2 separate regions of the Homo sapiens genome follow, and region 1 is linked to region 2. The links are chromatin loops, found by intact Hi-C in ENCODE. Cell type or tissue: IMR-90. All regions are shown on one strand. Each heading gives the region's core, and the rest is flanking DNA. Links, peaks and the distances in the headings are about the cores only. Region 1 overlaps KLF12 (KLF transcription factor 12). Region 2 has its middle 24 kb from the start of LINC00402.

Region 1 (4,369 bases), core at 1-4,000, 140 kb before region 2:
TCTAATATGAATACTTAGTTTCATTTTGACTCTGGAAGAAGTCTCCTTTCTGGGAGTCAATTCAGCACAAACTTAATGCAAACGTTTCAAAATGCTTTAAGGAGGCTTGAACTAAAGAGCTACCCTAAAGCCAATACCATGCATTCAGACTGCACTATTATTTCCTATGCTAACCTTCAAGGACATCAAAACTGCTAGGTAAATTAACCTTATTTAACAACCTTCATATTTCATTTATCTTAGGGCCAAATATCTTCCTCAAGAATAGTATTAATAACTGATAATCAGCCAAGATTTTAATGTCTTATTTCTCAGGTTTACTCCTTTCCCACAAGTAAGGAGGTCAACAGAAAATATCAAAGTAAAAATTAACTACCACTACATGTACTCAGCATAAAATGACAGGGGGCCTTTAAAGGCAATGTCCTGTAATCACAGCAAACTTTAGTGATTAATACTCAAATAGATTTGAAATTTTTTTTACAGTATAAGGTACTCATGCACTAAAAAAGGTGTTCTGTATTAGACTACCAAATTTTATTTTAGTATTTATAATTTTCCCTTATAGTTTTTCACTTCCTTTTGTAATTACCACATACTAGCAAAAAAATACTGCAAGAAAACTAGAACTTTCTGATGTTCCAGTTTCCTAATTCAGTGCTGTGCCCAAGCTGCCCTTTGATTCCAAAAGACAGCATTTAGATTAACTGCTTCAGTGCCCTGTGGACACAAAATTTATGCCCAAAGAAGAAGCTTCCATATGATTCTATAGACATGAGCTAATAAAATAATTTGGTTCACTGGTTTAAGATGGTTCCTCTAAAAGGGGTGCAATATCCCTGTCCCCAAAAGAGGAAAAAAATCACAAACATTCTATTCCCAGCACCCCTCAGTTCCTCTCACTATCTGTCCATTACAAACAGCATCTAAATACCACTGCCATCTTGCAATGGTGATGATGGAAAACCACCCCTCTCCATCACCAAGAAAAACATCACAGGGATTCTCAGAGAACACATAGGCTCATATATAACTGTATATTTTTAAAATGCATTTTACCATACAATGATTTGTTCATTCCATAAACATTTGCCTAGTACCTTGCATGTAGCAGGTATTACATATGATTTTCTACAGGCATGAACAGTGTCTTCGTGGATTTCACTCACTCAATATTAAGTATTATAAAGTCACATAACTTTAGCAAAATGAGACATGGGTGGCTGCAATCGTTTTGTTTATGTTAATCCAGTGACTTACAAAATTTGGTGTTGATGATACATCCAAAGAAGCATTGGAGTCCAGAATTATAATAACCAGGGACATTTTGGACATAGTCCAGAGACATGACCCTGAAATTAAGAGTTATCATGTCTCTCTGCTGTAGAGGCTAATAAACAAAGACACAATGGAGATTCTGAATGCTGAAAGGTCAATTATAAATGTCATTACAGACACAATAATTCACAGAGGAATGAAATAGGCTGAGTAGTTTGTGATGCTGACTGTACTAACCATCAAATTTTAGACCATAAAGGACCTTAGATCTAAAAATCTCACACTGTACTAATGATGTCTAGAAAGTCTGTGTGATTTGTACAAAGTCACAAAGTCACACAGGTACTAAGTTATCTCAGAATCAATGTTAGTTTTATTCATCCTGCATTCTTCCCATCATACTACTCTAAGTCTGATTCACACACACTCATGTATACGTTATTCTACTGTTTTTGACTCATACACAAATATACATGTACACACATACACATACTTGTCTGCCCAATTCAAACAAAAACACACACTTCAGTACTCTGCTTCTGATTCATATATACATAGACACAAACATTATACTCCCATATCCTGATTCATATACACATACATTCCACTATCCTCCATCTGCTTCATACACACATTTTACTGATTCATACATACAATCTGCATATATGTATATTACTCTGTATCTGATTCTTACACACACACACACACACACACATGTATATATATATATACACACTGTATACTACTCTGTATCTAATTCATATGCACATACATATTGGCATGTATATACACACTGAAATTTAAAACAGCAAATCATGGTCATATTCAAAACACATATATTTTAAAGTGAGAAATTCAGGTGTGAGCCAGACACTTGTGTAACTATGTCAAAGTTACTATAACTTATACAATGAAGTAATTTATCTGGATCTTCATTTACCTCTATAAGAGTCCCCCAAAGAATTGAAAGAAATAAGACCTATCATGATGCAGAAATTCAGTGAACCCATAGGCATCCATCTACATGAAAATTTTTGTCAGGTCAAGGATGAGAATATGAGTGTTTGTGTGTTGTACTGTTTTCTGTAATATGGGATAGAGAAGTGGATATACACAGAATCCAGGGACAGAGGATCATATTCTGTGTCCTTGTTCCAGGATAAATTCCCAGTTTCTGAGCCCATGAAGCAGTGTAGGAGTGACGTGAGGGAAGTGCATGAGCAACGTGGCTTGGGACCGCAACTACAAAGTGTGACCTGAGGAACATCCTCCCCTCTCCTCAAGGGCTGGCAACGTAGAGGGCTCTGAACGATCTCTCTAGACATGTGACATGAGGATTCTAACTGGAGTTAGAATCTCAATCATGAGCCCCTCACAGAGGTTTTATGAAGAAGGGGAGCAAGCAGTAGACAGAGATGGAGAAGACTCTTCAGGGTAACTAGCTGATACAGTAATTCACATGTACATAGAAGACATTCCTGGGGACGCGGACATAAAAAGATTAGGGAGACTTTATGGAGGCTAGAGGTCCTGCAGGAGCAGGGAGGTGCATAAACAGAAAATGTGGATTGTTGTGGATTATATGCTCCATCCACATCCACAGGTCAGTAAGGCCCGTGGACCTGCAGGCAACACTGAGAAGACAAGACTATGAAGAGGAAATATGGAACCCAACATCTGTGGGTTTCAGACTGTACGATGTTATTCTCAAAAAGTCGACTGAAGCAGATGGTGAATATTATGAACACTTGTTTTCTTAAGCTACTTGCTCTAAAAGTCCAGCACACTTTTCTTTATCCATAGTTTTTCTTCATTATTAAATATATCCATTACCAACTCGTAAATACATTATATTGAAAGAGCCTCTGTAGGCTGGGCCTGGTGACTCAGGCCTATAATCCCAACACTTTGGGAGGCTGAGGTGGGAGGATCGCTTGAGCTCAGGAGTTCAAGACTAGCCTGGGCAACATAGCGAGACCTTGTTTCTACCAGAAATCAAAAAAATTAGCCAACACGCACCTGTAGTCCCAGTTACTCAGGAGGCTAAGGTGGGAGAACGACTTGGGCCTGCCTAGAAGGTTGATGCTGCAGCAAGCCATGATCCAAACAATGAGGAACTGCTTTTATGAGCCCTTTAGATAAATTATAGTTTTAATTAAAATATAAAAATAAAACACCAAGAATAATCATGGTGATGTTATATGTGAATATATATCTCTTCCTGGATTTTGCTTAACATTTAAATATCAAAGATAGCTGTCTTTGATAGTCCTCCCAAACTGGGCAGCACCATCACTCTGGCCTTCGAAGGGAGCTATAAAGCTCACTAGTAGTCAACTCTTAAAAATGGGGCATTATTCCTAAAAAGGAAATATACAGCTTTAAGCAAATAAACAATAGGTACTTTGAAGACCATTTTAAAGAACTTACCCATAGCCCAAGATAAACATCTGCTAAGGATCAAAAAGATCAGGCCCTGGGCAGGGGCTTGGGGACAGTGTGGACAGGGACACACATAGCTAACTGCTTTTCAAAAATTGGAAAATTAAAGCCCTCCTACCAAGGATTACAAGAAAACCCTCAAAGTTTAGCAGGTCAAGTACAAACTAATAATCAGGCCTGCCAAGAAAGAATTTGAACAACCTTGCAAAGTATTCCAAAGAAAATAAAAAATGTTGCTTAACAAGATACAACCCTTGAAAATGAAGTGAGATTTTCTGCAAAGCATGTACATCAGATGAAAAAGAGTCTGTATATGAAATTGAATACCTTTGTCCTTGGTCTCTATGAAGTATTAAAAATATTGTAAATACTAAGTTATCTTTGGAAACAGATTGCAGGAACTAAATCAAACAATTACCAACTTAAGGAAGAGTCTAAACCTAATTATTACATTAGATATAACAAAAGCAAAGACCTGTTTGGCATTATCACAGTGTTAAAAACTCAAGAGGAAATGTGTAAATTGTTGGCACAGATGTAAAACCTGAATTACAACTAATCACTATATAGAAGGATGCAGTTGCTAATCAGGTACCTATCCACAAAATGTTCAAAATAAAGGCCTTTCAAGTATTGAAGAAACTACATA
Region 2 (4,411 bases), core at 147-4,146:
CCTCAGTTTCTGCATGGCATCTGAAGGGACTTCAGGAATTCGAGGTTGGTGGATGATTGTACCATCATCACTGCGTATTTGGGATTTTTGTGCTATTATACCGAGGGTTGTATAGCATCTTCCTAGCAACTTCTTTCTAGTTTATTGCCACTATTGCAAATGTCAGATCTCAAGACTTTTGAGTGTTGGGCTTTTTATGAAGCCAGTAGCCAGTCTAAAATAAATTACTAGACATATGCTGATAGCAGAAAATGACCATAGAGTTATTTTCCCATTTACTCTTTATTGTTATATTTAAAAAGTGAACTTCTGTGAACACTGACATGGTTGCCATGTATTTTTTTTGGTTCTTGCTTGTGGCTTGCTCTGTGAATAGCCTAAAAACTATTTCACTAGTGGTCATCTACGTTAGCTAGAGGGTAAATTCCCTAAGGACATAGACTGATAGCAAATTTGCTCAGCGTGGGGAGAAGAGAAATCACTAAATACATTTTGTTGAATTAACCCAACTTAGTGAATTCATAATAAAACAAATGGCAACATTTTATAGCACCAGGAAATATTGTCAGATGAAGTTCTTTCTGACAAAATCTGGGGTGATATGAAAAGTAACTTATTCTCCCAAGACAACTGGCATCTTTTCTCTGAGACTCACTAGGCTTTGAGGATATGCTAAGATGGAGTTTGAGGTTTGGGAGAGGCTCCTCTTGGCACATAGAAACTGAAGTGCATGTGTGACTTTCTTCCTACTCAAGTGTATTGAGTAAAGAAAAATATTATCTAAAAATTGATGTTGGCTCACTCTGACTTAGCAAACACAATCTTGGATTTGTATGGACACGTAAAGCTTTGGTAGCCACATATAGTTGATGACTGACTTCCTTTGGCCTGCCACCTGACTTTCTTGACCCTGACGTAGACACAGAGGAAGGACTAGGCTGTCTTTATATTATTTAAAAGAAAACTGAAGAGTCAACCGAAACAAAGCAGCTGGAGCAGAAACTCATTACTGGGTAGAGAGGTTGAGGACACACTTAGCTGAGTTTGAAATCTACAACAAAGTTGAAGGCTCAGGGTGGGCTGCAAAAAGATAACTCTCTCCTCCAGGTTGTAGAGATTTTTATAGTAGGGAGAGAAAATTGATGAATATGAACCCTGTCAGCAGTAATTAACAGCTCCCAAATGTGGTAAACTGGGCTTCCAGTTGCCTTGGAGGTAATGTCTGACACAGAGATGACAAGAGATGCAAGTTTATAAATATCAAATCTAAATTAAGTAGACATACTGAGAAGATAATTTTCCCTCTGTTTTTGCTTTGTGTTTTTGGTTATGATCCATTTCATTAACCTGAACTTCAAGTTTACACCATGGTACCCAACCATGATAAAATCTAGGGATATAATTGTCAAGAAAGAATGACTCATCTGTTTTCATTACCCATTCATTATAGGGCCCTTCTTATTTTAGAATCCATTAAAAAATTACAGTAGCTAGTTTATAGAACGTATTTTATAATACTAACTATAATCATTGAATTTCTAGTGTTTTTAGAAGGAGTGATGGCTGTGTACTACTCTGGTTGAATTTGTTATAAAAACATTGACTTTACTTAGAGGTTATGGACTTTTCAAATATTTTAAAATAGTATTCAACAACAGACTCATTCAGTTCCAAACAATTACCTCAGGCTTCCATTCCCTGCATTCCAGGCAACCACTTTTGAGTAGCCCATTTGTCTCCCGGAGACTCTGGTATTTTCCTTCTTCTCTTTTCTTCCATTCTCTTTGTGTTCCCATCCACCCCCAGGAAATTGGGTAATTATTACACTTTATCCCTTTCCTTCATCCACTGATCCAGGGATTTGCGCTGCATTGCAGATTTTATAACAGGGAAAATAAAAAGTGTTGGTTCTAGAATAAGAATGAATGATTCTATAATGAGAAGAGATGGTTTAGGCTACACTTTGTCTTTCTCGCTGCGACAGCATGCTCACTATGCACAGGATCATGGAAAACAAAATGAAATATAACATGACACTTTGGCAATTTATTTAATTTTGTGTATTAGAACAAAACCGAGAACAATGTGAATTGAAAGCCAGTCTTCAAGAGTTTCTAAACATTTGGCATCTGCCTCCTTGTCAATAATATCCTAATGAGCACTTTTGTTCTGCTTTACAAACCTTGTCTAAGTCATTGTCTAAGTCTGTTTTGTGCTGCTATAAATTACTAAGATGGGGCAACTTATAATGAACAGAAATTTATTGGCTCACAGTTCTAGAGGCCATGAAGTCCAAGACTGAGGGGCTGGCATTTGTTAAGGTCTACTGTTATGTCATCTCATAGTGGAAAGGCAAAGAGAGGTTGAGAGAGTACAAGAAGAGGCTGAACCTGTCCTTTCATGAGGAACCAACTCCTGCAATAACGAGCCCACTCATATGATCAAAGCATTAGTCCATTCATGAGGACAGAGCCCTCATGGCCTAATGTCCTCTTAACAGTTCCACCTCTTAATAATGTTACAGTGGTAAGTTTTCAATACATGCTTTATGCGGGACACATTCAAACCATAACAGTCATACACAATACAAAGTATGGGATGGGAAAGTACAATTGTCCTCATTGCTTAGGACAGGAATAAAAAGTTTCAGGTCAGGTGGGCGAGGTGGCTCATGCCTGTAATCCCAGCACTTTGGGAGGCCAAGGCGGGTGGATCACAAGGTTAGGAGTTCAAGATCAGCCTGGTCAAGATGGTGAAACCCCGTCTCTACTAAAAATACAAAAAAAGTAGCTGGGTATGATGGCAGATGCCTGTAATCCCAGCTACTTGGGAGGCTAAGGCAGAGAATTGCTTGAACTCAGGAGGTGGAGGTTGCAGTGAGCCAAGATCTCCCCTGCACTCCAGCCTGGGTGACAGAGTGAGACTCCATCTCAAAAACAAAAACAAAACAAAACAAAAAAAGTTTCAGGTCATGCAGCAAATGGTAGAAAGAGGATTCCATTCATCCCCAAATCAAGTGACAGGCTGTTCAGCTTTCAAACCACTAGGGCATATGCTTATTTGACTGTTGCGTTTTTATCTTATCATGATCTCTTAATTCAGGACAAATTACTTTACCACCTGAGCCTACGGTGAAAAATCGAAAGTATAATTCCTGCTATGCTACTCTGCTGCTCTACAAGTAATTAAGTGAATTGTAAGTATTTTCTAAGATGTATTTTACAGATTTTGACTCATCATTGAATTAGACATTTTTAAAGCTTAAATCCAGTGCACCAAAAACACAGGATGAAGAATTTACAGAATGAAGGAAAAAATGCAGTAATAAGTTTAAGTTCAAAGAAGTTAATTCTATTTTTGACATTAGGAATGCTCACATTCAAGACCCTTTTTGGTTAGGTCAAAAGGTATGAAACATTGAGATCATATCTTTACATTAATAATGTGAACCTGCAAAGTTCAGCTATTAGAATCAAACACATTGAAGAGGTGATCTCTTCTCTGTGAAATCTGTCTAACCTATATCTTTGCAATCTCAATAAGGAACTGACTTTCAAACCTTGTAACATGATCTTATAAACACAGGCATTCAGAATGCTGCAATATGGTACTTCAAGGATTTGAGCTTTTTGTGGCCAATCTATCACTAATTATGTGTAATTAAGGAAAGAAAAATATAGTGCTACAAAATTGAATGCATATTTTAAAAAACAGATGCATATTTTGTCTGGGAATTTTGCTGGCATTAATATTTTTGGAAATGATATTATAATAGCAAGTAAATTATAGATCATTTTATTGAAAGACAGAGTGAGTGTCCTTAGATTCCAAAGACTCTTTCAAACTTCTATTTTCCTATCAAAATCAGTCATCAGAAAAATTTTTGGATAAATACTTTCAATGTAATGAGAGCATTAGAATCCAGGAAAAGAATGGTGTTTAAAAACATATGAGCCAGGCATGGTGGCTTTTGCCTGTAGTCCCAGATGCTTGGGAGGCTAAGATGGGAGGACTGTTTGAGGCCAGGAGTTTGAGGCAGCTTGGGCAGCACAGTGAGACACTGTGTCTAAAAAATTTTTCTTTAAAAAAGAAACACTTCTTTAAGAAAGAGTGAAGGGGCAGAGCTTTATTTTGCGTTGGGAATGGGAATTGTGGACAAACTGTTGTTTGGTTATCTTTGCAGCAGCTTAAGTGCTGTGGAAGAAAGATGAGAAATTTCCCAAGTATTTCATACGGGAGCACTAAATACAGATAAAAGATCTTATCTCAATTCAGTTAAATCCGATCTTGAGTGACGTAACAGTATACTAGATTTTGTGGCATTACAGAAATATTAAAAAAAAGTCTCGACACTTGAAGAACTTACAATCTTATCACATAGACAAGCATATTAAAAACGTGTTCCATAGCC

What was found. A loop is a pair of places that touch in the nucleus more often than their neighbours do. Peaks named below come from ENCODE experiments on the same cell type or tissue, not always from the same donor. Only the 100,000 strongest peaks of a DNase experiment are listed, where the experiment ranks them.
Region 1: it touches region 2 in a loop (2.2-fold over the local background); 2 of 110 quality-filtered maps call a loop at or near these places.

The regions. Positions count from the first base shown.
Region 1 is chr13:74,063,232-74,067,600 of GRCh38, forward strand. All of the region lies in intron 1 of KLF12 (KLF transcription factor 12), which reads right to left. Among named protein-coding and RNA genes, the nearest start is that of KLF12, 69 kb to the right of the region's middle. In IMR-90, for the core only: no CTCF peak of the experiment used is centred there; a DNase peak (open chromatin) is centred at 1,800; H3K4me3 peaks cover 220 bases; H3K27ac peaks cover 14 bases.
Region 2 is chr13:74,204,741-74,209,151 of GRCh38, forward strand. It overlaps a transcript of KLF12 not described here. Among named protein-coding and RNA genes, the nearest start is that of LINC00402, 24 kb to the right of the region's middle. In IMR-90, for the core only: no CTCF peak of the experiment used is centred there; a DNase peak (open chromatin) is centred at 1,711; H3K27ac peaks cover 2,248 bases.